Regions from separate parts of the Mus musculus genome. Here regions 1 and 2 are each linked to region 3. A link is a loop called in an ENCODE intact Hi-C map of the cell type or tissue named here. Cell type or tissue: left cerebral cortex. All regions are shown on one strand. Each heading gives the region's core, and the rest is flanking DNA. Links, peaks and the distances in the headings are about the cores only.

What was found. A loop is a pair of places that touch in the nucleus more often than their neighbours do. Peaks named below come from ENCODE experiments on the same cell type or tissue, not always from the same donor. Only the 100,000 strongest peaks of a DNase experiment are listed, where the experiment ranks them.
Region 1: a loop joins it to region 3, with 3.0 times the contacts of the local background. A loop is called at or near these places in 2 of 42 quality-filtered maps.
Region 2: a loop joins it to region 3, with 6 times the contacts of the local background. A loop is called at or near these places in 4 of 42 quality-filtered maps.

What each region holds. Positions count from the first base shown.
Region 1 is chr15:91,248,805-91,258,836 of GRCm38, reverse strand. It overlaps CN725425, which reads right to left. Exons shown (of 13, transcript XM_030248865.1): 11 at 5,911-5,974; 12 at 1,394-1,476. Among named protein-coding and RNA genes, the nearest start is that of CN725425, 54 kb to the right of the region's middle. In left cerebral cortex, for the core only: a CTCF peak has its summit at 5,689; no DNase peak of the experiment used is centred there.
Region 2 is chr15:91,043,599-91,053,630 of GRCm38, reverse strand. It overlaps Kif21a (kinesin family member 21A), which reads left to right and starts at 3,680. Exons shown (of 37, transcript NM_001109040.2): 1 at 3,680-3,972. The coding sequence starts at 3,929. Gm52215 reads right to left here. Exons shown (of 2, transcript XM_030248879.1): 1 at 5,683-10,032; 2 at 3,730-4,686. The coding sequence starts at 4,419. The coding sequence ends at 3,754. It overlaps Gm36710 (a long non-coding RNA gene), which reads left to right and starts at 2,578. Exons shown (of 2, transcript XR_384343.1): 1 at 2,578-2,633; 2 at 2,727-2,908. In left cerebral cortex, for the core only: CTCF peaks have their summits at 4,116 and 5,802; DNase peaks (open chromatin) are centred at 4,657, 5,232, 5,785, 6,916 and 1 more place; H3K4me3 peaks cover 2,275 bases; H3K27ac peaks cover 1,521 bases.
Region 3 is chr15:91,186,184-91,196,215 of GRCm38, reverse strand. Abcd2 (ATP-binding cassette, sub-family D (ALD), member 2) reads left to right here and starts at 4,209. Exons shown (of 10, transcript NM_011994.3): 1 at 4,209-5,546; 2 at 7,201-7,381. The coding sequence starts at 4,608. In left cerebral cortex, for the core only: a CTCF peak has its summit at 3,801; DNase peaks (open chromatin) are centred at 4,381, 4,621, 5,340 and 6,042; H3K4me3 peaks cover 2,629 bases; H3K27ac peaks cover 2,470 bases.

The DNA.
Region 1 (10,032 bases), core at 3,720-7,719, 61 kb before region 3:
ACTGAGAAGTAGGGGAATTTGCAATCAATCAGGTGAAGTGAATCTAGGCTTCTGAAATAAACACTTGGGTATACTGAAAAAGAGTCCATAGATATGGGGAAATACCAAACAGCTTAAAAGAGAAATCAGTTTGAAATATGAAAGGGTAGAGATTCTCTTAACTATGAAAGAAATGACCAAGAGAACACGTAAATAAAGATCAGAGCTGAAGTCGTGGTGCTTCACAACTGCCATTTCAGCAATGTGTAACATCAGTGCAGCTTTAGAACACGGGACAACAGAAGAGTATATACAAGACCCTAGTCATCACACTGTCATGGATGGGTCCTTATAAACTGGAGGCTGGAAAGTTTGCATGTTGGTTAGTTAGGTAACGATACAAACTACAGTCATCTGGGAAGAGAAAATATTAATTAAGGGACTGTCTCCATCAGATTACTTGTAGGCAATTTTATATAGTTTTTTTCTTGATTAATGAAAGGTGTGGCTGGCAGGGTGGGAGGAGCAGCACACTGTGGGTGGGGCCACCCCTGGACAGAGGTCCTGGACTGTATAAGAAAGCAGGCTGAGGAGGCGACGCAGAGCAAACCTGTAAGCAGCACTCCTCCATGGTTCCTGTCTCTGCTTCGGACCGATTGCCTGCCCTCACTTCCTTCAGAGATCAGCTAGGATCAGGACATTTAAGCCAAGCAACCACTGTCTTCTAAGTTGCTTTTGTAATGCTGCTAATCAAAGCGAGAGAACAGACTCTAGCCCAGTCTGGCAATGCAGATGTCGCTGGTGTCCTTAGCAAACCCTGCTTGGCACACCAGAGGCCAGAGGCAGGAGCAATGAGGAAACGGAGTGAAGGGAGGAGATTTTCATTCAACCGTGGTTCATGAGAAGTGTGACAATTTCCACTCAGAATATCATATGCCACCCTACTGAGATTTCAGTCTTTGACAACACTGAGTAGTTTACCACATTTTATAAGCCTCAAAATTATGTTTTTAGTGTTTATTTGGTTATTCTACATTTCAAATTATTGTGAATTCTTAAAAAAATAAATAAATGATATATTATGTTTATCTGTATACATTTATGTGATACAATAAGTACATATATATACAAGTGTGTGTATATTTATATATCTTGATAAGAAACTTTTATAAAAATTTATTCACTTTATAGATGTAAATCACTAATACTTGGTCAAATAGTTAATTTTACTTTATTGTTTACATTTTTCTAACATTACATTTTAAATTTTCCTAAGATTTTTAACTTTGAAAATAACTTTTGTTTGTGTAATTTTTTTTCTATGGTTGGCTGAACTCTTCTTAAAGTAAAAAGAGACAAAAATGATGTTAAATTAATATAGCATACATTAATAAGCCAAAAATCAGTGACTTACCAAGTCAGTACTGGAGCTGAACGTGCTCTCGGTCGGCCGAGGAGAGTAGCTGGCAGACTGGCTGCTCTGCGAAGACTCCAGGTCTGAAAGAAAGGTTCATTCGTGCTACGCATGCGTCAGCAAAGTGAAAGGCATCGAGTGTCACTGACTGAGCAACCGGCGCTGTTAAATGTGCCAGGCTTACTTAAAGGTTTGAAGTTTAACACTTGTTTTTCTAGCAGGACAAATAGGTGTTTTCTCTTTAAAAGATTTGTGTCCACAAGTAAATTAAATTTCAAAATGACATAAAATAAGAGTAGAGAAAATAGGATTGACTTTTCAATATATGAACCATTTTTAAGAGCGAATATCTTAAAGTGTGACCCAGGAGGCACCAAGCTCATGAAGCCTGCGGCATGGGGTGCCTGCTTGTCTAGCGAGCAGACATCTCAGTGCAGTCAGGACTGTGCGATGCCGCCTAGCATGTCAGTATCTGCTTAGTCAATTACTTTTCAATTCCAAATAAAGTTTGGAATGGGACTGGATGTATGTCGTGGCTTTGTACCACACATAAACACTGCAGAACAATGGCAGCTTCCATTACCTTGTGCCTTGGTTTATGTATTTTCAACAAGAAAAGCAAGCAGAAATGAAAACCAAGCAGGAACGCATAAGGAAGCAGTCACCCTCACTCACTGCAATTAACCATGAGCACTAGCTACTCATGTCCTGTGTCAGGACTGATGCTCTCTGTAACAGAAACTGAGCTCCGCTAGCTGTGAGGGACAGAACCTAGTTGTGCTCTAATACCTGCATACACGAGAACAAAATAAATTAAAAATTAATTTTAAAAAGTTATACTTCCACAGGGCAGTTATCTCTGAAGAAAAGTGAGGACTTGATATGACTGATAACAGTATAATCGACGCCTCCTCTGCCTTCATAAGGCTCAGCACGTGCATAGGCGCTATCATCCCAGACACCACAAAGAAGAAGCATGGTGGCTCCCGAGGCCTCACCAAGAACACAGGATGAAACGGTGTGAGGACAAAAGGGACAGCTCACTTCAGCAGTTCCTGAGCAACAACGACACAGGTCGCTAAGGTGGTCTCTAAGGCTAAGCGGACATGCTCTCAAAGTGTTCATGATCTTGTGCTGCAGAGAGGAAGTGTGTGGTTTGAATAAGAATGGCCTCGTTAGGTGAACTCACATAAGTAGATGTTTAGTTCCTGGCAGAGTCTGTTTAGGAGGGATGAGGGGTGGGACCTTGTTGCAGAAAGTGTGTTACTTTGAGACCTCAGAGGCCCAGTCTCTCTGTCTGTCTGCTGCTTGTGGATCAGATGGCGAGCTCTCAGCTACTGCTCTAACACCATGCCTGCCGCCGCCATGCTTCCTGCCATGATCACCACTGGCTCAACCTCTGAAACTGTAAGCAAGCCCCAAGTCACATGCTTTCTTTCCTAAGAGTTGCCTTGGTCATGGTGTCTCTTCACAGCAATAGGATAGCACCTAAGACAAGGAGTGTGACTTTGTAGGAAGAGGTGTGCCATTGGGGTAGGTCTTGAGGATTCAGAAGCCAACTTATTCCCAGTCAGTTTGCTCTCTTTCACTCTGCCGCCACACGCTTGTGGATCCGGATGTAAGTTCTCAGCTCCTGCGCCACTGCTGTACTTGCCTGCCTACTGCTACCCTCTCCACCATGATGGTCATGGACTCAATCCAAACAAGATTTGGCTATACCCGTGCTCTCACCTGCACTGCAGAAATGAGAGATGACTCAGGTTATGGGAAGGTAAGAGGGGGTGCACCATACAGCATGCGAGATCAAACAGACAGGCAACAGAGACAGGAGTCCAACTGTGGCACCACAGCCTAAAGCTAGGAATGCACACTGGGCAGAGGTACTACTCAGCAGAGTTCCTACCCAGCCAAAGTACACACAACCGTAGGAGGAAGAATAAGGAAGTTGGTGCACTATTCCAATGGCTGTGGCACAGGGAAAGAGGCTGGCAGGCCTTCCACACCTGCTCAGAGCCTGAGTCACAAAGAGTTACTTCTTTGTAAAGATGCTTAAAATACCAGAGGCAAGGTCATACTTGCAGGCAGGAAATACAGCCTGGGGAACTCTCTCTGTCTCAGTCACAGAAATCCTCAAAGGACATACTTGACTTATTTGAATTACTAGGGCAAGCAGCCTTCTCTCCCACCCATAGGGACTGATGGAAAAGACAAGAGAAGGCAGATAAAATCAACTGGGAAGAAATATTGACTGGGTTCATAACAGTTTCTACCTACTTTTTTTTCTGGGATGTCAAAAGAGAAAAAAAATCCCTGAATGAATGTGTAGGGAATGGGTGAGTCCCGAGCAAGTGAACTGCTCCCACAGCTGGCGTGAACACAGCCATGTCAAGGACTCCAGGGCCTCCAATGCAAATGACAAAGCTGCCCCTGGTCTGTGTGCAGTACTGACCACGTATAAGCAACATAGTGACTGCAGCTTCTTCCTCCCTCCAGGGATTTAGAGCCTGAGACCACTTCCCACAGAGACCTCATACTGAGGCTGGATCCACCTGCATCCTTGTTCAGCTGCACACAAACGTCTTCCTCCCTGACTCAGATGTATCTAAGAACCACGCTGGTTGTCCAGGTTATCGCTGCTGTGCACTCCATCAGCACACTCATTGCATGCAACTCCAGAGTTTCCGTATGTGTGCTGTCAGTTCTTCACTCTCATTGGCCGGTCAGGGCAATCCGTAAAGTTGAGCAGGTCATGGCACTTCTTAAACTTCATCTTCCACTATTGACATTTTGTGCTTTAATTGTTCTTAGTTGTGCTTTAACTTGTCTCTCCCTATTTTCCAGGAAAGGCTGCTCTGGCTGTGTTTTCCACTTTGCAACATAGTTTACCCTTATACTAGCCTTTCTCATTCTTACTTTACTCGCTTGTTTTTCCTTCTCCCACTATTTCCTCAAAAACAAAACAAACAAACAAAAAACAAACCTCTTGCCTATAAAAAAATTGCAAAGTAAAATTTCCACACATACTATTCTATGGTGTCTGTCTGAATTTCGGGGACAAGGGGAAGTGCACACATTTCTAGTACAAGCTGACACTGGAATGTCATCAAATCACTATATCTGTTACTCAGCCAACTTCCCCCTAAAGAGTCAAGTGAAGACAACTCACCAGAACTCACACAAGATAAATGAAGTTCAGACAAACTCAGCAGATTAGGAAAGACAAGTAGACAAACCAATCAGTAACTTCAGGCAAAATTTGAAATACAGAGGAAAAATTCAGCCAGGAACTAGAAATACAAAAGAAGAGAAGGAAGAAAAGGAAGAGGAGGAGGATGAAAAAGAGGAAGAAAAGAGGAAGAGGAAGAGAAGGAGGAGGAGGAGGAACAAGAGGAGGAGGAGGAGAAAGAGAAGGAAGCTAACAGAAAATTAGGAAAGAAAAGAGCCAACACAACAAACAGCTCGGTGGACTCATCAACAGCTGAGACCACACGGAGAAAATGCCAAGGACGGAGACAAATCAAGACAAATGCCCTACGGTACATGCAAAGAGAAAGCACAATGAGCCTGACAAGATGTTCGAGAACTCTGGAGCATGATTGCAAGGACAACCCCAAGAATCCAAGGTAAAAATGAACTAGAGAGAATCAAACAGCATCAACAGTTTGTTCAAAAAATTATAGCACAAGTACTAAACCCAGAAAAAGAAACCCCCTACCTTTACACCCCAAAAGGTAGGGGGTGTAAAGCCCCCAAAGGACCTGAGCAGAGAAGAACCTCTCCAGGGTGTAGCACAGTTAGAATGCCAAAAACACACAAGAAGCGCAACATTCAAAGCTGTAAGAGGAAAATACCAATGGCAGAAATGTCAGACTAACAACATCACATCTCACGTCAACTTGGAAAGTAAATAACTGTCGATCAGAATTGCTACACCTACGAAGATTATCTTTTGAGCTTGATGGAGAAATAACATTTCAAGATAAGCACAAGCTAAGATAATTCAGGAAATATACCTAAGAAGAACTTTTATGTGTGTTCCAGAACTATCAAGAATGGTCAGAATAGCCAAGGACACAATAGTGACAGCACCAGAGTCCAGCGCCAGAAGATGCACAAGTCTAATAGAGCGTGTAAATGCACACGGTGCTGGATGGCAGGAAAAAAACTAATCCGTGAAAGCCACGAATAACAGAGTGGACGGATCTCAAAATAGAATATCTGCTGAAAAGGGAAAACAGACTAAAAAAAAAAAAAAAAAAAACAAAACAGGTAATAGTGACCTCTACGGACCATAGTAGGAAATGCAACAGGCCACATTCAAACTACAGCTGTGAAATTGTAAATTTACACTATATGCGTTCATTGTTGACTATTTTATAAAAGAAAAAACAAATTTAATGAATTGTATTTTAGAATATCTATGAAATACATACTGGTAAACCCTTTAAAACATTTAAAATTCAGTTTCTATCTTTTTCTTTTCTAAAATAATAAACTTAACACATAGTTATACTCACAGATTTTCTCAGTAGACATAGGCTGCCCTTTTAAAGGACACATTCCTCTTCTTTCCATTGGGATCTAGAGAAAAGAATCAAAAATTTAAAAACCCAAAGTAGGGATAACAGTATTCATTTATATCTACACTGTCAGCCTGTTTATACCACTTCTGCTTTGTATTACTTTCTTTCAATAAAGACAACTTCACAAAGAAAACCCTCTCCAACTGAATTGAAATTCCACTCGGCTTAGAAACATCGAGAACAGAGGAAAGCTTTGCTAAGAACTACAGCACTAACAAAAGGAGAGGCTGCGCTCCATCATGGAGCGCGTAGCTGAAAATAAATGCAAGAGACTAAAGTACTTGAGAATTTAGTCTGCTATACTTTTTCTGGATTTGTTTTGTTTGTTCGTTTGTTTGTTTTGTCTTTTAGGTTGGCTATCAGTTACTACTTCTCCTTTTAAAGATACAGTCAGAGCTTAGGATTGTAAATCACCTTCAGAACACACAATTGGTGTAAATTTACTACTTTTCTATGTAATTAATGATTTTTGTTTCCTTTATCGTTTTTTAAAACCAGGGTGTTTCTTAATTTCTAGGAAGTTAGTGAGGTTAAACAACTGGGTTTATTTTGTTGTTCTACTCCGGGTTCTTATAAATAAAGCCTGATAAGAGACTATGGCTACAGATGTCTCTGCTGGGAGGGTGTGGTGCCTTTTATCTCTGAAAGGCTACGTGACAGTTTGTATGGACAGAAAGGAGCACTTGCTGTGCCTTTTGGTGGGACACAGTTAAGGAGATATTGTCAAGCTGTCTCTCTTTCCTCTTGGACGTAAAGCCAGTTTACATTTCTCCCAAAGGAGAGGGAGCTCTGCTTGCTCCCTGGACCCAATATCTGTCTGAATTGCTTTTCTGTTACTGCAATAAACCATAGGACCATGGGAACTTAGAGAAGAGAGTGTTTACTGTGGAGGTGTCTGGCTTCCGAGGGTTAGAGCTCAGGACAGCTGAGCACAGGCAGGGCAACCTGACCAGCTAAAGCTTACATCTGGATTCAAAAGATGGGGGAAGAATTAGACACTTAAAAGGATGTGAGTCCTTCTGAAACCTCAAGGTCCACTTCCAGTTATACTCCCTCCAACGAGGCCACACTTCCTAATCCTGCCCAAAGAGGTCCATCAACTGGGGAGCAAATACCAAATGTAGGAGCCCATGGCGGCCACCCAAAGGAGAGGGGGCTCTGCTTGCTCTGCAGGAGAGAGGGGCTCCCTCAGCCTGAGAGCAGCGCTTCATGCTTACTAAGATTGCAAGTGCTGCTTCCTTCTTCTCCTTCCATGGGCTCTGCCCTCCCAAAGGCAAGGACAGTATTGCGTATGATCTATATTTGTCAATATTATGCACACACATAACCAATAGCTTTTATTTTTAATCTTTGTATCTATGATCTAGAAATGCATAGGGCTTTTTCTTTTTTACTTTGAAGCTCTTCACAATGTGTATGGTAATTTCAAAGCACCTCTGATTCCTTCCATTTTATGTAGGAGTGTGACTTCATTTACTTTCTACCTTAGTCAGGTGCCCCAGTGTGGCAGAAGAAACAGAGAAATGAGGGGGAGGAAAGAAGCTCAGTATAGGAGGGGACAAAGGGACAAGGGATAAATAACATGGGGGTTGTTTGTGTTGAAAGCCTCTAGAAACCATAGTCTGTCTATTTACCTAAAACTATGCATAATACATGTGAGTATACATGTATATGTATGTTATCGACATTACTGGAGCTTTTGTATTTTAAGACATCTCTTCTGTTTACAGCTCAGTTTAGAGGGTACGTCTTTATTATTTATACTGGGGAAATGTGGGTTCCTTAAAATCAGCTCAGCAACAGCACTAATGACCACATGCCCGCAGTGGAGAGGCCCCCCTTGTGTCCTCTAACCATGTTCTATTAGCACTCCTCACAGCTTCCTGCTGTGTCACTCAATCTCCTCTTCTGCCTTGCTGAAATGCTAGGGCTTTTCTGGAAGCTGTCTACTAACTTGTATTCTAAACCTTTTCTCCTGAGAACTGTATACATGATGTATTCAACAAAGACCAATGTATTAACGACTCGCGGCTTCAGCTGGCCTACAGCCTGTGAATGCAAATGCCTAAAACCATAGGCCATGGATCCCAAGCTCCTCGTGTCAGCCTTATCATTCAGAAATCTGCTCCTCCCCAAGTCAGAGAACAAGGAGGCACTAGCAAACAAACAGAACAACACAGCCTGGAGATCATAACTTATATAATAGCACGGTTGCTTCGTTCTCTTCCTAAAACCTCCTGGTAAATAAGCATTTCTCCCACACACACCTCAGAGACCCAGCCCTTTTCCATCTTGTGGCTCCAGGATTGCTTAGGGACATCACTGCCATCCAGTCATCAGCAAAGACAGAATACAGAAAAGCAACTTCCACTCCTCACAAGCCTTAGACTAGAGCGATGTATGCAGCGGCCTTTGCTAACTTGTCAGCCTTCTAGCCACAGGGTAAGCATGGCTAGGAAGCCACTTCCCAGCAGCAACCCTCTGCGCACAGAGAGTGAGGGCAGACTGAGCTGTCATGGGTCTCGTCTGCCACCTCCTGTTTTCAGGTTTGGTGAATTGTGCCATGATACTTCTCATTCACGTTTCTAGACCAGCAAGGGTACACTTTTCTCAGTTTCCTCCTGTCCCTTTACTAACCACAATCCGTAAAGGCCACCCAAATTCTCAGTCTAAGTCACCTTTCCATCCTGAACACCACTGCCCAGCTTTAAAAACACAATATCGGAGAAAAGGAAAAAAAAAAAAGAGGCCCAGCAGATAAAAACATTTGCACAAACCATATGACCCAAGTTCAATTGCTAGGAACACGGAAAAGTGGAAAGACAAAACCAATCCACACAGTTGTCCTCTGATTTTACACATATGCTGGGGTATGTGTGGCCCTCCTCCATCAATTAATAATCAAGACAATAATAATCAATGTCTCAGAGACATCTGCACAGGACAGTTTGGTCCAGGTAGTTCTGCAATGGTGGCTTTTCTCTCAGGGGATGCTAGGCTTCCTCAGGTTGACCATTAAAGCTGACTAGGACACTCAGCCTGGAATGTGTCTGCTAATCACATCTGTCTCTGTTGACAAGGTCAACTGCAATTCTAATGTCACCATTCTTCCCTGCTAGGACTTTTAGTGGGTCTCTGTTTACTGACAGGAAATTAAAGTGCTAAATATCATACAAATTCATTTGTGAGCTGGCTCTTTATTTTTGGCCAGAATTAACTTTTTGCTATTCCAGCACCCCCTTGTAATTTATAAGTTGTGTCTATGACAATAATTAAAATTGAACAAGGTTCTAGAACTTTGTAAAACAAACAAACAAAAGCCCTCAGTTACACCTCACTTTCTGTTACTACTTCCCCTAGATAGCCAAGGCATCCAGCAAGCTCATAACTGGAAGCTGTGCTCAGAAACTGCCTGCTCTATAGGTCTCCCTGCTAACTACCCAGGAAAATTAAAAGGCCATTTCCCTGGGCTCCCCATGCCCTTGGGATAAGCTGAGTGGCGGCCATTTATCTACATGCATTACTCTTGCTGTCTGCATAGCCACGGGAGAGGTTTACATGCAGGTTATATATCATTTTACATGTGTACCTTGCAGAACAAAGTGTAGACAGAATGCAAGCTTCAAGAGATGAAGAAAAAAAAAAACTCCCTGGTACCATTTTCTGTCCAGTGCTTACATAGTGTTCTTAACACTCAATACACGCACATTGTCTTAGGGTTTCTATTTCTGGGATGATACACCATGACTAATGCACCTTGAGGAGGAAAGGGCTTATTTCAGCCTGCTTTCACATAGACCCCAGGACCACCAGGACAGTGATGCCCGCACCCACAATGGTTGGGGACATCCCCCATTAATCACTTATTAAGAAAATGCCCCACAGCTGGAGCTTATGTGGCTATTTTCTCAACTGAGTCTCCCTCCTTTCAAATGACTCTATCCAGTGTCAATGATATAGAACTAGCAAGCACACTTACTAAGGACAAACTGTGACAGTTCAGAATTTCATGTTAAGTAAGACAGTGGTCCAGTTCCTGACTCAGATGTACTCACC
Region 2 (10,032 bases), core at 3,936-7,935, 140 kb after region 3:
ATTCTGTAGGTAACAGAGCTCGAGTTCAGTGAGATTCACAGCCAGGGAGAGGAGGAGGTAGACACGTGTGCAGTTGAGGAAGAACTTGACGTTCCAAAACAACATGAACCCAAACACTGACACCAAAGAACCCAGCCTTACCCTTTCTTACTCAGGGAGCCTACCACTGGAAGGGAAGGGTAGTTTTACTTCACGGTCCTTCCGTTGTTCATTTTAACATATGTATATGTGGGTTGGGGGTAAGTATGTGTGCCTCTGAGTGCAGGTATCCTCAGAGTTGAATGGATGGTGTCAGGTCCCCTGGGACTGGAATTACAGGCAGTTGGGAGCCTTCAGGTTCTGGGAAGGACTAACCGTACAATCTCTTTACCACTGAGTTTGTTCACCAGCTTCCTCATTTTCTGTGTTAATCCCCAAAATGTGAGAAGACCACAGATCCAACTCATCAAGGACAAATTAATTAAAGCAAGCGTTTCTTATTCTTGTACACGGGCTGCCTCCCTCTGAGGGGCTCAAGAGGTCAGCATTGGAGGTGAGCAAGGTGAGGTTTCCATAGCTCAGGGAGGGGGTGGGGAGAGGTTTCCAGATGGGAGGAGTTGGTGGGACAGAATATGAACTTTATGTGATAAGTCATAACGACCTCCTGAGACAAAGGCATCCTCGCAAGATGCTCTCATAAGGTAGTCATAACAGCAGGTAGTCCATTTGAAACAAAGGTAGGGTGACAAGATGGTTATGGCTGCTTTCTGAAGCAGAGACATCATTGTCATCTCGTGGAACGGGCAGTTTAGAATCATTTGAAGTTATAGTCACAGGTGGAGCATAGCCCAATCCTTGAAAAACAGATTTAGTCGTAAACAGGAATGAGCCTGGTCTGTCTTTACTAGAAGATAGACTTCAAGCCCAAGATGGAGGCCGGCTGGTTCACCACAAGCTTGAGTTAGCAGAATGGAGATGTACTAAGAAGTGAAAGACCTCCGTAGTAGAGCAGGCACTGTGTACCAAGCCCTGGGTTTGTTCTCTGGGATGGAACTCCCCAGCCCCAAGTTGACAACACAATTTCTGAGTCACTCTTCCACAGTGTTCCTACTGTTCACGTAAGAGTGAATGAAATACGTGTCCGTGTATGAATTTATAAATAGAAATTGTATAGTTTATATGACTTCACGTGCCTCAAGTGCCATTGTGTTCCCATTTGAGCTGGCATTGCATGATATGAAGACGAAGAGTAAAATTCATGGAAATACTCCAAAAATTTTACTGTGTGGAGAAAGAACTATGTTTCTTTACAAATGAAACATGGTAACTAAAAAGATCTTAGAAGGGGAAGACCTCACATTTTTATCCATTCAATAGCACTTTATTCACATCCCTAACACACTTGTCATTTATAGATTACGGTTTTACATTAGTAGTGCAAATCTGTAAATTGGCCCTCGCTGAGTGGTGCTACTTAGCTGTGCGTGGTCAGGAAAGCCTCTTTGGGGAAACGGCACTTAAGCTGATATTGAGATGTTCAAAAAAACCGAGGCCATGAAAAGACTTGGGAAACAGCATTCCAGGTAAAGGGAATAGCTACTCTAAAGACCCCCAGAAAGCAAACAAATATATGGTATTTCAGAACCAGAAGACCCCATCCCCAAAAAGCAGTAGTTAAGGAGCAGAGTCACTAAAGATGAGTCCGGAGTGTGAAGGGCCTAAGTCTAGAAGAATTTAGGCTCTTTGTGGTAGGTCACCATTGGAAAGTTTCAGGTCACGGAATGAGAGGAATGGCTGTTAGCATGGAGGTAAGAGGGGACTCTGGGAGCCCACCCTGGGCTTTTGTAACCGTAGAATTTACCCTTCTCTGTAGCAATTGTTATAGGCCTATTGGAATTTCTAATGTACTTGCAGACTTTCAAATCCCAGAACTAAATAGCTAATCCTTTGTATTCGTGGCATTGGTTTATTCTCTGTATCACTGGTGTCTAGCACTGTTTGCACCCTGCAGCCATTTCCTAAGCATTCAGTAAATAAATGTTCTCAACAGGATCTAAACCCTTGCATGGTAAAAGCTCCGACTTTGGGATTTTCTTTTTTAATGTAAGGTTATTAATTAGAGGAGTTACAGGGAAATATTACTTATAAAGAAATCTCAAAAAATATTATTCAAAATTAAGCATTGATTTTAGAACATTCAGCATTTAGAATTTGAAGTTATGCATGGCCTTTGCCTGAATATGAACCCAAAGCCCTAGCTATTATTGATGCTATTTGGCCAGACGTTTCAATCTGGTGGCTTGAGACTAGAGATGGTCAGACACAGTTTGAGGTTGTTTTTGCATGGTGTGTAAATATTATGCAGAATTAGTTGTTAATCTTTAAAACTAAGGCGTTTTTCACATAAGGATTTGATTTTTCTTTTTCACTTGAGGAACAACAAACATACAACCAAACCAAAAATGTGGCCACACAGGATCTGGGTGCCAGTAGATCTAGTCCAGGCAGAATGGGGACAGCTACTTCCTTAGGAAGGGGCCCGCCTTCTCGGTTTTATTTTATATATTCTCGACTTTGCTTCCTCCACTTCCTTAAGCTACCTGCCCAGTTCTTGAAGCACATGATTTGTGACAGCTCTTTTTTGAGACACATAGGTACTGTTGCTATCTAAAGTGAAGACTTTGAGAAGGTAATATATGTTGCTTTGTTGCTGTAGGTTGATCTCTTGTTCTTGTCCTTTATCGCAGAAACGAGGTGGTCAGACCAGATCCATCCACGCCTGGACCTGTCAAGTTAGGACAAAATGTGGCTCCATTATGTTGGTGGAGAAATATCGAGGCTAGGGAAGGCTCTCCAGGGAGAGGCCGGAGGACAGCTTTGTTACCAGTTTGTCACACAAAGGGACATTATAAAGTTTTTTTTTACCTTCCACCTATGTTGTCTGTAACGATTTAAAGGTAAGAAACAAAGTACATAGGACTGCCTCTAAGAATAAATACCATAGGCCATCTACCCATGGGTATACAAGGTTCAAACTTCTTTCTGAACCCAATATACACTGTGTTCTAGGACACTCTCTGAGCAGGGCGATCAGGTGTGTGATTTTAGTTTTTATCTGCTTGGGCCAGTGCTTTTATTTAGATAGCGACATTTAATCTATTATACTGTTTTGTATGAACCCACATGTTTATTTACTGAAATGTACGGAACAGTCCACAAAAGATACTCTGTGGCAAAGCTAACAAAGGCTGTTTCCACAGAGCTATCTAAAGGCATGTGGAAGGACAATGATGACGTGCAGAACACACAATGGGACACTGTTGACAGAATCTCGGGATCCCGGAGGAGCTTTTGAAAGGCCAGCAGGGAAAGAAAATCCGTTTGCAAGGATTTACCACGCTGCACGCCTCCATGGAAAGCAGTTGTGGAAATGCTTGGCAGTACCAGGGCCCGGAGCACTTTGCATGTGCATAGGACCGAACAGTAATGCACTGAAGAGGCAGAGGGGTGGAAAATCGTTCCACGTCCCAAGAGATCGGGCAGAGGACAGGGCCAGGTTTGGGAAAGGGGTCAAGGTCCGTGCCACAGAGGGGGCAGGTGGCTGCGGGGACGCGCCTCCGGTGGATGGGAGGGGGAGGGGGGGTCGGCTCGCCTCCGCGCGGTGCCGCGCCCGCCTGGCCGTGCCGCCGGGGCGGGGCGCACCGGACCGGCCACGGCTGACGCAGGGCAGCGCGGAGCCTGGCGAGTGGGGGCAAGGGGCGGCGCCGCCCTGAGTCACCGCCCCCTCCCGCGCCTCCGCGCCGCCACCTTTCCATTCAGTCGCCCAACATGGCTGGAGCACGGCGCTGAGCCCTCGCCACCGTCACCGTCACCGCCGCCGCCGCCGTCACCACCGCCGCCGCCTGCCCGGAGCGCTCGGCACGGAGCTGAGCCCCGGGCGGCCGCAGGCATGTTGGGCGCTGCGGACGAGAGCTCGGTGCGCGTGGCTGTCAGGTGAGCTGCGGGTGGACAGGAAGGAAAGCTGAAGCCAGCAAGCGGACGAGCGGGCGGGCGGACTCTCCTGCTGCCCGCTCCGGGGCCGGTGCGTCGCATCGCTGCTTCTCGGGGGAACAGCAGTGGCTGCCCCGCACCCCCACACCCCGGAGGATCGGGCGCCGCTCGCTGCACGCACGGACGCCTCGCGTTTGGCCTCCGGGTGAGCGTCGCCCGGTGTCCCCGGGAGTCGCCGCTGCCGCCCTGCAGGTGGGCCCGAGGTGTCTGTCCCCACCCCCCACTCCCTCCTCTCCAGCCCAGCCCCTGCCGCGCCGGCTGGGTTCGGAGCCGCAGACAAAGCGTCGCGGTGACAAGCGCGCCGCCCGCGCCCACTCGGGTCCCCGCGATGGCGTGCGTCGCGACACCTGGCCTCGCAGGTGTGCTGGTAGGGAGTGTGTTGCGGGACATAGGCACCCGCGGGAGGTCTGGAGAAGGCAGGCAACGTCAGCCAGCCGGAGGGTTAGATGGGCGACTGGGAGAAACAACCTGAGGTTAGTTAAGCACCTTGGATGTTGACAGTGACATCACATACGCCTGGGGTTGAGTTTTGAAATGCTGGCTGTGTCACCTTGTTGTGGTTAGTGACGGTGACATGGACATTCGGTGTAGTTTGGCTGTTTTGATGCATCGCAAGAACTCCGACAGTTGCTCTTGGAAAACTGCAGCATCATCACACTGAAAAATTAATGAAGCATTCCTCTTAGACCAAGTGCATGGCTTCCATTGCTCTGATAGTATACTGTTAACTCAGTTACAATATAAAGATTATAAAGAGAGCCTGTCTTCAGAGAAAGCCAGAATTCGTAAACATCTGTCAGCGCCTTAGTCGAAAAATTGAAAGTTACATAATGTAAGCGTTCCTATGGTTATTTTAGTGACAAATCTTGATTAAGCCCAGAAGTGGCAGTTTTGCATGTCCTGGGTCTTTAATTGTCTTAAAGCTGGGCAGTGGTGGCACATGCCCTAATCCCAGCACTTGGGAGGCAGTGGCAGGCGGATTTCTGAGTTCAAGACCAGTCTGGTCTACAGAGTGAGTTCCAGGACAGCCAGGGCTACACAGAGAAACCCTGTCTCGAAAAACAAAACAAAACAAAACAAAACAAAACAAAAAAAGAATAAAAAGAAATGGGAAGGTATTTTGATTCCTTTATTCTGCAGATAATGGAATTACCATAGAATGGAGGTGACGGTTTTATTAGGTCTGGCCCTTAATGGCCTTCCTGTCTTTGCCTTCCACGTCCCTGGTCCTGATGCACACATGATTCATATTTTAAGGCCAAACGAAAGCTAGTAGGATGAATAGGAAGAACAGTCTCATCTAGTAATGGAAGATATAGTCCAGGAATAACAGAAAAGGGGAATAAAAAATTTCAAATGTTTTACAACGGAAGTGTGTAAAGAGTCGTAAAACCGTCACATGTTTTAGATCAGGTAAAAAGCTTATTCCTCATAATCTGTGACTTTAAAGCTGTTTTTTTTTTTTTTTTTTTTTTTTTTTTTTTTTTTTTTATGTCTTTCTTACTGACGGGGACAGGAAGATTATTAAGTCAACCTTCCAAAATTAAACTGATAGCATAGACGGAAAGAGAGTTACAACCCAGAAAGCTTACATGTGCAGCCCTGGTTCTTACCCCCGTGCCTGTGCAGGTGAGAGACAGGGCTATGCCTTACCTCGTTTTACTCAGTGTAAAAGGTCGTCAGCATCTTCCCGATCCTAGACTAGGTCAATTACAAGTGAATAGCCTTGGCAGACTATTTCTATCTGGACATCTTAGAGGAGAGCGAGTTCACCACGAGAGGGAGTGAACTGAACACTCCCCGGGTCCTCCAATCCAGTCTGCTTTCCAGTTGTGGAGAAGTAAATGCATACAAATGTTGGGTCTAGACAGAGAATTAACAGAGGATTTGGCCCTCTTTCTCCTTTACGACAACGAGACGATGAGCAGTGGAGAATTGGGCTGTTCTTTCATAAAAGCAAGTGCGTTCTCCAGGTGCGTGTGTTCTAGTGGGCTTAGAGGGTTTGTAAAATAAGCGCCCGGGAAAGATGCTGAGCAGAAAGTTTCTAGCTGAGGGAGAATGGTTTTTACTCTGTTTCGGGGGATATTTTGGTGTTTGAGTTGTCTGTAGGTTGTCTTTCATTGAGAAGGGATATTGATTCAGAAAGTTCAATGTGGCAGCCAAACACCTGAAATATGGTTAAGCTCCATAACTAAAATTTAAGTTTAAATTATTATTATTATTATTATTATTATTATTATTATTATTTTGGTTTTTCGAGACAGGGTTTCTCTGTGTAGCCCTGGCTGTCCTGGAACTCACTTTGTAGGCCATGCTGGCCTTGAACGCAGAGATCCAACTGCCTCTGCCTCCTGAGTGTTGGGCCTAAAGGAGTGCGCCACCAGGCCCTGCTCAAATTTGTGGTTCAGTTTGCTGTGTTCTTGCCTTACTGAAGCTTGCTATGTTTTTTATTTATTTGAGGCAGGGTCTCATTGGGTTGCACTGGTTAGCTTGGAACTGGGAGCGCCACTTATATCAGCCTCCTTTGTCCTGAGGGCTGGGATCGTTAGTTTAGGAAGTAATAGAAAGGAAAGAGAGAAGAGACCAAAGAGGTAGAAGTTGAAAGTCAGCGAAATCCTTTTATTTATACAACATGGGTTAATTCTTTATCTTCAGATAGGGGTTACTAACTGCCCTACTTTGCTCTCTGTTGCTGTAATAAACACAAGGACCAGAAATAACTCGGGGAGGAAAGAGTTTATTTGACCTTACACATCCTGATCACAGTCTATCATTGAGGGAAGTCAGGGCAGCAACTCAAGCGTGAACTGTGGAGGAACAGTGTTTTCATATATAAACCAGGGCCAGCCATCTAGAGGTAGTGCCAACTGTGCTGGGCCCGCCCACATCTATCATTGGTCAAGAACATGCCTGCAGACACGCCCACAGGCCAGTCTGATGGAGGCAACGCCTCACTTGAGGTTCTTCGAGTTTGTGTAAAGTTGACAAAAAGTAACCAGCACATAAGTGTGAAAGGTGTGGTGGAACGAGTTTATTAGTTAGGATGGCACTGGGTTTCAGGTTTCATATTTCACTATCGTTGCTGCTTGCCCTCCTGCTGTCTGATTTGCTAATTGCTTACTATTCTGATGAGTAATTATGGGGTAGCGAATGTGTACCAGGACTTTCAGTTTAGTGAAGCCATGAAAACAGAAATTACCCTGGAGGCTAATACCATAATCTGCTCTTTCTCATTGATTTTTCTTCCAAAACAATGCAATATTTATTATTCTGGATTTTCTTCCCTAAGACATACTACATGCCTGTGAGATTCTGACTCAGAAATCATCATCATCATCATCATCATTATTATTATTATTATTATTATTATTATTATTTGTCAAAATCATTCATGATCTGGCATTATCCAGATTAGAAAGCAAGATGCATATTTGTAAAAGGCAAAATATACTTGATATGACTAGAGGAGTTTTAATCATAAGCAGCAAACTTGCTGGTATTTTAGTATTTCCCTCTGAACTGGATGGGCACTTATGAACTAACTGTATTTCATTTGTTTTTCCCTGTGGATTAACTATTTTATCTTCTCAGAGTAGTTTTCCTTTGGTTGCAGCTTCATTTCAAGCAAGTGGTAGTCAAGTCAGAGACTAGCCCATGCTTATTCTGAAATATTGCTGCACGTTTAAGAAGTACATTAAAATTCACATGTCATTTGTTTCTTATAAGTCATTGAAATTGTGTGTTAAACGTAATTTTGGTGTCCTAGAATTATAGACAAAGTGGATTTTAAAGCAGAAAGGCCCCTTCGGGAGGCTAGCTGCTCAGGGCCACTTATTGAGTTGACAGCAGAGGCCCAGACATGTAGAAACCTCTGTCTGAGGGCACAACAGTCTGATCTGCAGTGTGGATCTAGGCTTCATGTTTTTCTTGAGTCACCTAGAAATCGAGTATCATATATAACTTGATTAAAAGTACCAAGAGTTTTAACCCTTTAAGGACACATACTGAAACTTGAGTTGGTGCTGAGATGAGTGTCTCCACTATTGCTGTCCATTAGTTTTGCGTTATGAATCCCTCGACTCTAGGACTCAACTGGTAATTCTAATAAAGCCCTGCGAAGGTAAGGAAGGACCCTTGTGGCAGAAATCCAGCTCTAAGGTTTTGAGATTCCGGCAATATTAAAATATGAAGAATATCAGAACTGTGTTGTAAAACAAAAAAAAATCATACCAACTTTTGTATTGATTTGTTTTTGTTTTGTTGTTTTTGATTTATTTAAGGATGGGGTTTCTCTTGGTAACAGAACCCGGGCTTTCGTGGACTTTGTAGACCAGGCTGGCCTTGAACTCACAGAGATCTGCCTGAGTGTTGGGATTAAAGGCGTGCGCTGCCACACCCGAGTTATACAAGTTATTTGTAGTATTTACATATATTGATGCTTTCACAACAGTCTTATAAATGCAATAGCTAACAGTCTAGTTATGAAATAATTTAAAGCATACCCATTACCCTTCCCTCCCTTATGAATTCTAGGCCTGGGGCAGGTGGTTACAGCCTAAGCCCCATCTTGGTTCTTAAGAGTTTTGTTTTGTTTTTTTCCCTCCAATATACTAAAGAATTATCACATCTCCCAGTAATAATCTTACTTTAGGGAAGATGGCAGGAGAAGATGGCAGGAGAAGATGGCAGGAGAAGATGGCAGGAGAAGATGGCAGGAGAAGATGGCAGGAGAAGATGGCAGGAGAAGATGGCAGGAGAAGATGGCAGGAGAAGATGGCAGGAGAAGATGGCAGGAGAAGATGGCAGGAGAAGATGGCAGGAGAATGGGGTAGGAGTGGGTGGGGATTGTTTGTGGAGATTGGGAAGGAGACACAGAGATGGAAGTCCGATGTGGAGGGCGCCCTTTGCAGGTTGCCTCACTACACAGCCAGCTCCTAAGCGCCACATCATCTCAGGATCTCTCAACCTTGTTTCAAGGGACATGAAGAGTGGTCCTAAGGGAGGCTGGTCACCTAAAATGTATGAATCATTTATTCATCACATAATTATTGAAGGTCAATCATGTGCTGGTATTACATAAACTATTGCGATAGTAAATATTAATAATAAGTGCTATGTAGACCTGTGGAACAGAAGAGTGAGAACTGGATAGATAGTCAGGCATCTGTTGAAGTCTGGGCTCTTGCTTGTGACAAAGGTGGTCTTGACTGGGTACGTGCTTCACACTCTCTTCAGTGGGTTGGGGAAAGGACTAAAAAGATGAACATGTATGGAAAAGTGATTTTACTTCCCATGAACATGGAAAGTGGTTTTGCTAGACTGTCAAAGTAATGTTACAGATGAGTTTGGTAGAGTGTGTCTTTCCTGTATATTACAGACTCCAACGATTGGCTAGTCCTTCTAAGGTGTGTGACCCATTGCTGCCCACTCCCCTCCCCCCCCCCCCCCGGGACAGGGTTTCTCTGTATAGCCCTAGCTGTCCTGGAACTCACTCTGTAGACCAGGCTGGCCTCAAACTCAGAAATTTGCCTGCTTCTGCCTCCCAAATGCTGGGATCAAAGGCAAGCACCACAATGCCCGCCTGGGCAGCCTGTTTTTGAGTGTTTTATTGCTTTTCTCTCACCAAATGGTACAACATCGTGTAAACACCTAAGCCCCACCCAGCTTTACACATATAAACCACGTTCCATCTTGCTCTGCAGTACCAAAGTTCTGTTTTTACAGTTTAGTAGAATACACCATTTTAATTCTTTCTTTTCCCAAACAGCCTTTCAGTTGACATGGTGTGTGTGTGTGTGTGTGTGTGTGTGTGTGTGTGTGTGTGCTTGTGTGTCTGTGTGTGTGTTATGGGGTGGGGGGAGGGTTACTATCATACTAACAATTTTTGAGTTGAACTGTTGTTTATTTGTTTCATATAACATAACAGGGAAGGGGCAAAATTAGATCCTAAATTGTGAGTATTCTTTCTGATTTGCTTACATACGAGTTTTGAAACTACAGCTA
Region 3 (10,032 bases), core at 2,298-6,297:
TGGTACATGCAGTGTGGAGGATAAAGGTGGGGTTTAGATTATTATAGTTGGGTCTGTGCTAAACTGACTGACTCTCAAATCAAATCACACGCTGACCCTTTCCATAACTCTAATATCTGACCTTCAGCCTTCCTTGTACCACAAATCCCATGTCAATTTTTTTTTGTCTTGATTACTTTCTTATTTAATTCTTTTCACAAGTCTCTTACCTCTGGAATTCAAAAGTTGTTTCTGCAACATTATGCTCCAATACATTCATTATCTGGCCTACTGTTTTAGGGTTTCTATTTCTATGAAAAGACATCATGACCATGGAAACACTTATAAAAGAAAACATTTAATTGGTGCTAGCTTACAGTTCAGTGGTTTAGTCCATTATCATCATGACAGGGAGCATGGTAGCAAACAGGTAGACATTGTGCTCAAGAGGTAGCTGGGAGTTCTACATCTGGATCTGCAGGATGCAGGGAGACCTGGCTTGAGCATTTGAAACCTCAAAGCTCATCCCTGGTGACACATTTCCTCCAACAAGGCCACATCTTTTAACAGTGCCACTCCCTGGTGACCAAGCTTTCAAATACATGAATCTACATGAGCTTACATCTTTAATGTCCTTTTGACCTAGATTTCCTGCTCACCAGCCTTTCTCTGATATGGCTGCTTCTTGTTTTTCAGTGATGAATGGTATTTCCTCCAGCAGCCAGCTGCTGTCTAACCTAGTCAGTCATTCAGCCTGCATGAATATCCTGCCATTAACCTTAGTGAGGTATATCCTGTCCTCTGTCCTTTCCAGATGCACTTAACCCTTCTATGTTTAGCTACCAGAAGATGTGACAGAAATGATTTAGTTGTATGTGTGTAAAAGAGTCTTATTTTCATGCACCAATAGCATGATCCAAGGAATAAAATATTTTGTCAATAATTATTATGACTCCACAGTCTCCACATTTGGGCTTAGAAAAATCAATCCCTTGCCCGGTGTTGAGAAATGAAAACCTCAATGCTTCAAGCACCGTGGGCAAGCACTTTAAACACAAAACCATATTACAGCCCAGAAAGTCCTTTATTATTTTTAATTTTTAAAGTTAAAATATAATTACATCCCCAGCAAATGTTTCCTCCCTCCAACTCCTCCTATATCCTGCAACTGCTTCTTAAATTCATGGCCTCTTTTTCTTTAATTGTTATTGTTACACACACACACACACATACATGTACTTTCATAATTATATAAATAAAACCTATTGTGCCCATTTAATGTTGCTTGTATTTATATGATTTCACGGTTGAGCACTTAGTATGGGATGACCAGTTAGGGGCTCATTCATCTCTGTGGAAGTCTATTTCTCCCTTTCTTAGCTCTCCTTAGTTGCCTGCAGTTTTTTGTCTAGGCCAAGGATCTGCTTAAGAGTTCCACTTCCGGACACATGCTCCACTATGTTATAATAGCCAGAAGCTGGAAAGAACCCAGATGTCCTTCAAAAGAGGAATAGATACAGAAAATGTGGTACAATTACACAATGGAGTACTAATCAGCTATTAAAAACAATGAATTTATGAAATTCTTAGGCAAAAGGATGGGACTAGAAAATATCATCCTGAGTGAGGTAACCCAATCACAAAAGAACACACATGGTATGCACTCACTGATAAGTGATTATTAGCCCAAGATACAATTCAAAAACCACATGAAGCTCAAGAAAAAGGAAGACCAAAGTATGGGTGCTTTGGTCCTGCTTAGAAGAGGTAACAAAAAACTCACAGGAGCAAATATGGAGACAAAGTGTGAAACAGAGACTGAACAAAAGGCCATCCAGAGATTGCCCCACCTGGGGACCCATCCCATATACAGTCACCAAACGCAGACACTATTGTGGATACCAACAAGTGCTTGCTGACAGGATCCTGATATAACTGTTTCCTGAGAGGCTCTGCCAGAGCCTGACATATACAAAGGTGGATGCTCACAGCCAACCATTAAACTGACCACTGGGTCCCCAATGGAGGAGTTAGAGAAAGGACTGAAGGAGATGAAGGGGTTTGCAACTCCATAGGAAGAACAACAAAATCAACCAGGGACTAAACCACCAATCAAGGAGTACACATGAGGGACCCATGGCTCCAGCCACATATGTAGCAGAGGACTGCCTTGGTGGGCATCAATGGGAGAAGAGGCCCTTGGTCCTGTGTTAGCTGGAGTTCCCAGTGTAGGGGAATTTGAGGCGGGAGTGGGTGGGTGGAGACACACCCTCATAGAAACAGTTAGAGAAGGGATGGGATAGGGAGATTCTGGGGGGAAATTGGGAAAGGGGATAACATTTGAAATGTAGATAAATAAAATATCCAATTAAAAAAAAGAGTTCCACTTCCATATTTCCATGTCTTCTGGTGTTGTGTTGGTCCTGGTCCTGTTTAAGCAGCTATGCAGTTAAAAGGATCCTAGGTGAAGCTCCCCTGCTATTTCTAGGAGACATACTTTCACAGCAGATTTTCTGGTCCTCTGGCTCTTCCAGTCTTCCCACCACTCTACCCTGATGTTTCCTGGACCCTAGATGCAAGAGATGCGCTGCTGTAGATGTATTAATTGGCAGCCCAGGGAGTCTTATCAGCATTGCTTGAGTGTGCTAATATGACCAAATACCAAAGATATGTGTCATTTGTATGTTGGTACATCTGTTAAGTTGGATGCAAATAAAAGACCTCTGGATAACAAACAATTCTTAGATTTAATATATGTATGCCAAAGAGCTCAAAAGAATACTGTTTTTTAAAAATCATTCTTGGTAAAGGCAATTCTTTGACTCATGTCTAATGAACAATAACGATCACAAGACATTGGGGCACATATTCTAGCAGGGAGGTTTGCAGACTTCTATATACAATGTTTTTTTTTAAACAACTGACTATTTTATTTAATGTCTACACCCACTTCCCAGAATAGCATCGTTTCCATTTTACAGATAGAAGGCAAAGCTGAAGCACAGAGAGGACTAGTAACGAACACACAAGTGACCCGTTGTGATGTGACAATCACCATGTAGCTATCTTTCACTTCTTTAAATCAGGACAGATGTGGGGGTGTCAAAGTGCACTCCTGCCCTGGAACTACTATGGAGGATCAAAAGGGAGAGTCTGTGCATAATAAGGCCCAAGTATAAAATGATGCTTAGCTTAAGGGTCAAATAACACTAGCAGGTTAAAATAAGCCGTTCTACCTAACTGTGCTGGGCTCTGGCTTAAATGCACACCTTCAGGATAAGCCAGTCGTTGGAAAGACAGAAGAGAGGAGCAGAGAAAGGCTCTATCATGCAAAATCACCTTTGCCTTGCCTTCAAAAAAAGACCTTCAATTTATTAAAAATTATACAAAGTTTTGCTTGACTATTGATCCTTATGCCTTCCACTGGGAATGTGAATAATTTTTAAACTTTCTTGATTGTTGTCAAACAGCAAAAATGTTCATAGGAAGAAGCCAGCAGATTATCTCTGAGCCTAAAGAAAAACATGAAGAAAAAAAAAAAAAGTCTTGAAGAAATGCTTCCTAAAAATTGTTTTCCATCATAGGATCCCAGTTCGATTTCCCAGCTGATAAAATTCTTAAATTACCTCCAAACAAAAACAAACAAACAAACAAACAAAACACAAGGGAGATTTTTAAGTCACTTCGTAAGCAAATATTAATGTGTCAGATAACATTGCTAAACATAATCGTGGAGCAGAAAGAACTTTATTATCAGGACAAGTTAGTACCAAGGGATCTTGGGGAAGAACTCTGGGTGTAGCTCTGAGTGACTGTTTTCTGTAATACCCAAGCTCGCCTCCAGCTTATTTACAATAGCAGCCAATCTAATAGTTTCTGTGAATATCTGGGGAGAGTCGAAACAAGGGCGAAGGGCGGGAGTGAGGGGGGGGGGGGACAACATCTTCTGAACAAAACATTCTCAAGGATACATGTTTGCTATTTTGTCTTATGCCTCTCGCTGTTATCACTCTCTTGTCTGACTCCTTTCCCTGGGCCGGTTCCGTTAATCCTCTTGAGGCTCCTCCCTCCTCTCGCTGTTTCTTTCTCTCTGGGCTCATTAAAGCTGCTGCAATCCTTCCTTCCCTCTGCCTTCCCCTTTGTAGAAATCTTAGAGACGGGATGTATATTCTGAAACTTCTGAGGGTTTCTAAGTGCCGCTGAGCATGCTCAGTAGCTCTAAGGGAAGGTTTGTTCTCCAGCAGCTGACCTCATTCGACCTCTCCAGAAATAGATATTTAACTCTCTGAACTCCTGTTTAAGTATAGGATTTGTTTTGGCTCTCTCTTCGTTTTTAAGGTTCAAAGGGAAGAGGCCAGGAGTCCAGGGTCTCACCGCCCACGCAGCCAATGAGACGCCTGTGGGTGGAGCCTGGCCAGCTCTGGCTGCTGAGGGACTCGCCCCCGGAGGATGCGGTGGAGTTTGTGCTTTGCTGCATCCGTCACTGAAGAACAAAATAAGAGTAAAGGAGACAAGCTGCAGAGCATGGGAGGCTGTGGGGTCTTCTGAAACCTTTGCTGGGCTTTCCGCGGAGCATGAGCTTTTAAAACGAATTCTTTTCAAAGAAACCCATTTGTGTAGCTGGAAAAATGATACACATGCTAAATGCAGCAGCCTATCGGGTGAAATGGACCAGATCCGGTGCTGCTAAAAGGGCTGCCTGCCTGGTGGCTGCGGCATATGCTCTGAAAACCCTCTATCCCATCATTGGCAAGCGTTTAAAGCAGCCTGGCCACAGGAAGGCAAAAGCAGAAGCTTACTCGCCTGCAGAGAACAGAGAAATACTGCATTGCACGGAGATCATCTGTAAAAAACCTGCGCCGGGACTAAATGCAGCTTTTTTCAAACAGCTACTAGAACTTCGGAAAATCCTCTTTCCAAAACTTGTGACCACTGAAACGGGGTGGCTCTGCCTCCACTCGGTGGCTCTAATCTCAAGAACATTTCTCTCTATTTATGTGGCTGGTCTGGATGGGAAAATCGTGAAAAGCATCGTGGAAAAGAAGCCTCGGACTTTCATCATCAAATTAATCAAGTGGCTTATGATTGCTATCCCTGCTACCTTTGTCAACAGTGCTATCAGGTACCTGGAATGCAAACTGGCATTGGCCTTTAGAACTCGCTTAGTAGACCATGCCTATGAGACCTATTTCGCAAATCAGACTTATTATAAGGTGATAAATATGGATGGGAGGCTGGCAAACCCTGACCAGTCTCTTACCGAAGACATTATGATGTTCTCGCAATCTGTGGCTCACCTGTATTCCAACCTTACCAAACCTATTTTAGATGTCATTCTAACCTCCTATACTCTCATCCGGACAGCTACATCCAGAGGAGCAAGCCCTATAGGGCCCACCCTGTTAGCAGGACTTGTCGTGTATGCCACTGCTAAAGTACTGAAAGCTTGCTCGCCCAAATTTGGTTCGCTGGTGGCTGAAGAAGCCCACAGGAAAGGCTACCTGCGGTATGTCCACTCCCGAATCATAGCCAATGTAGAAGAAATTGCCTTCTACAGAGGACATAAGGTAAGACAGGCATTAAAGCAACGGGTGAAATGTGAGACTGTTCAGGCAGCCACTGCACTGCCAGATACCATCTGTTGTCTTGTTGACAGACCCACTTTCTGAGCATTTTACAGTCCCCGTGCCCCCCGCTCCACCCCCACCCGCCGTCCCCGTAGCTAAATCATGCTAAAATACATGAGCCCTTTAAATCGCCAGCCAGGAGAGAATGAAAGAGTCCAAACTTCTCTGAAGTTTCATGAGAATAAAATGTCTATTCTTTTTTAAGTAAGCGGTCTTCATAGCCTCTGTTACTCTAGTGTGACTGTAATGAATGAGCTCAAAGGCTTTTTCTTAAAACTTAAGTACTAACTTGGTGAAGGGTTCTGCACATTGTGAAGTCCATGCACTTTTAGGAACTGAGAGTAAACTTCTTTGGATTGAGAGGGAGATGTTGGAGTATCCTTTGTCGTTCTTTTGTGTTGGGGGATGGGGAGGGGGCGAGAACTGCTTTCAAAGAAAAAAACAGTTCAGACACTTTTGCAAGACTGATCAATGAGAGTGGTGTGCAGATGAGGAAATGTAGAGGAGTGTCTCACGAAATGGCCTTTACTTTTAACTTTGGCTGAGGACATAATTTTGACAGAGATAATTAAATTTTGCCTAGGAGAGGAGTAAAAACTAAGATTAGCGAGGACAGGAGTAGGAAGGAGCACCGCGGTGCTATTTTTAAATGGTACCGATCTTCAACAGTCGAATAATTAGCCCAGTTATGTAAAATCGTAGTGTCTTATAGTGGCTTCACAATGTTGAGTATGGTATAAATTGGGGGTGAGGACATCTGAAATACAATACCAATGGTTTGGCAAGATAGAGAGGAGTATTTTTAAATATATTTTAATTTCCAAGCAGAATGGCGTTCCCTTTAAAGCATCAAGAATTATCATTGTTTCTTTCTCAATCACAGAAGCAATCCGAAGGAAAAAAAATCTAAACTAATTTAGGACCTCTATTCCTACTTGGTATTTGCTATGTGTGCCGTGTCCTGATTTATTTATTTATTTTTTTTGTTTGTTTGTTTGAAACATTGAGCTCAGTGTAAATTAGTAGATTCTTCATTCAAAAGACAAAATCTGGGAAACTAAGCCAGTTCAAAACAGTATAATTATACACGTTGTGTTTGGTTTTGGTTATTTTTGGTGTTCTCAAGAGTGATATGGGTTTAACAAGGCTTACTTGTATCGTCATAAAATATTATTTAATTTTAACATCTTAAATTTTAAAATTTTAAAAGTATAAGTTTTTCCCTCCCTCCCTTTCTCTCCCTCTTTCTCCCTCCCTCTCTTTCTTTCTCTCTAACTGTTGAGAAGTATACCCAATGCCTTATTATGCTAGCAATGGGTAGCGTTCTGACACTGAGCTAGGCTCCTGTCTCACTCATGTGTATTTCAAACAATATTACATGTACCAGATAACATGTTTTCATAAGTAATACTAAATTATGACTAATTCTGGTGTCTAGTTACATGTATTAGTTGTAGAAATGTATCAACAATGGCTATACTAAAAACAGCAAAATAATATATCTACAACATGGAAGAGAATCTTACGCGATGCCACTGTTTATTTCCATAGCTCATGCTGGATTTATTCTTATCCTTTTTTTCCCCCTTTTTAGGTAGAAATGAAGCAGCTGCAGAAATGTTACAAGGCTTTAGCTTACCAGATGAACCTGATTTTATCCAAACGTTTATGGTACATCATGATAGAACAATTCTTGATGAAGTATGTGTGGAGCAGCTGTGGACTAATTATGGTGGCTATACCCATTATCACTGCAACGGGCTTTGCAGATGGTGGTAATAACATCCATGTTTAATCTTAAATAGATGCTTAACATTGTTTCTCTTGAAGATGTCATTGCATGTCCCATGTGTTACTGTGTAGACAGCCAGTCTCTGTTGTTACTTGTACTCAGAAACAGTGACAGGTTTTAACGTTCAATACTCAGACCACCAGTATGAAAGAAGCAACAGGTAGCTCAAGGGACCTTACCACGAAGGTCTGTGACATAGTATCTCTAGAAGTCTACCTGGAGCAATTTCAATTATACTGCTCAATGACTTTTCAGTTTACATTTAATCACAAATCAGATCAGTATTTTCAGAAAGAATATGACATAGGCATACCTCATGGTTTGTTCTTAACATCCCAGAGAATTAAGCATATAAGTTTCCTTATATGCTTAATATAAACGGAATTTGTCCTGATTTGTGATTTGAAAGCTGATTGGCTATTTTAGATAAGCAGAAATGCTATTTCAGAGTGCATGTAATCATGCGGATGGGTTCTCCTCTATTTGTAGTAATATAGACATCTCCCCATTACATGGTTTGGTGATGTTTAGGGGACGGGACTCATCAAGATGCAGTTACCTAATTCGATCCTATCCCTGTCTCTACAGTTTTTACCAACATCCACCCCCCCCTTTGGGTATAACTAAGAAAGGTAAGGGCAAGAGAGACAATGTCATGGTGCTCTCTCTGTGTGAAGGCTTGAGTCTTTACTGGCAGGAATGAAGGGGTTACAGTTAGAGTTCAGCTTTCATAGGTGGTTCATATTCGAGAATTCAGCCAAGCACAGAGCAGAAAACGGAGTCTAAAGCAAAAACAGAGAAAAATCTGTCCGTGATCAACACATACCTTTTATTCTCTACAGAGCTCACTGTAGCAACTGTTCCCATAGCCTTTGCAACACATGAAGTATTGCAGATAACCTGGAGATATTTAAAGAACACGGGATAATATAAACCCTGTAATCACTCCAGTGATTTCTCTAAGCAACTTGGCATAGGTAGATCTCAGACTCTTTAGGGTCCCTCAACCAGTCTCCCCATTTCCCCACAGATAAGAAAGAATGGCTGTAACTGATGAAGAAGGATTTTCTGTTCTCCAAAAATCAAATATCACCCCGTCTTTAGAAACTACTTGATCAAAAATTTAGGAGTGAGCCAAAAGCAGACTTTTGAGAGAAACAGAGTTTGATTTCACACTTGGCCCCAGTGATTCCTACTGAGGCCCTCTTAGTCACGTCAAACAAGCCTTGGGTCCCTCTTCTGGAAAAGTAAAACAGGAAAGGCTACCTCAGAGGGAGTTTTGAGACATAGCACAGAGATGCTTCTGAAGGACAGAGCTGTTGTGCCTGACTTGTGGTAGCTGTTGTTAGAAAACTGAAGACAACACTTAGAATAATGTAGGAGAATTTCGAGTCTTTTATAGTTGTTTCCAGTTAAATCTTAATGCCTATTGCTTAAGGTAATAATAAAAACACATGAAAATGTAATGTTTTTAAAGTTACTTCAGTGGTTTAGTTCATTTTTATTTTTAAAATGTCTATTTGAGTCATTATTAAGTTAAATATATTCATTTAGGGGAACTGTGACCTGTCAGTGCTTCTTCGTGGAGGGCACTACCCACATAACGAATATACTCCACAAGTAAACTGCCAAATAGGAACTGTGGAAATTGAATTTTATCTGGATTTATGTGTTCACATTTACCAAGAAATCATTTGAAATTTCTATTGTAAAAGATACTCTTAGTAATAGTATTCATGACAAAATCCTTTTGAAAAGAAAGAACTACTTTTCCAAAGGAATTTTTACAGAAAAAAAAAAAAAAGGAAAAAACAAGAAGGAGAAGAAACTACTGAAAAATGCACACCCTTAAGATTTGCTAGGAAATTTGGCAAAATATAAATTAAAAAACTATTTCTTAAACTAATAACATTCATCAAAAGGTCCCATATCTAATCTACATTAGATACAATGCCCACAAGATTATACTACAATGTCGTTGGCAGTGTCTGGTCTTATTAGAAACCCCTGGTGTAATCCACACAGAATAGAAAAAAAAAGTAGCTATTAATGGCGACAAATTAACCCCACAGAGGTTAGTAAGAAGTAAACATGTACACCATGAAACTAACTAGCTCAATTACCAAGAGGTAATGAGGTGTCTAAAAATAAATCCTACAAACACTGATATTACCAGCTTGGGGGGTGAGGGGCCGGGGAGAACATCTGATGATTCCACTGGAAGTGAGACAAAGTATCGTTCCAAACAACGTCTTGCAGATGTGGGCAACTGAAGCGCCCCACGGAAGACAAAAGGACCCATCTGCGGAAGGATACTTGAGAATGTTTCAAAGTCTGTAGAACTGAAAGTTGCTGTGTGTGACCATGTGCTCAGGCTACTAAATATATCTGACTCCTGGTGACCTCCCCAAGTGACAATACCATTTCACTCAGTGAAAATGATTCTTTTTTTTCATATACTGAGATCAGTTTCAGGTTTCAGGCCTAGGAATTATATGCCATATTCTCTAATCTAGTCTTAAATTTTAATTTAAGGCCAGGTCTGGTGGTGCAAGCCTTTAATCCCAGCACTCTGGAGGGAGAGTCAGGTGGATTTCTGGAACATCCTGAATCTACAAAGCGAGTTTCAGGACT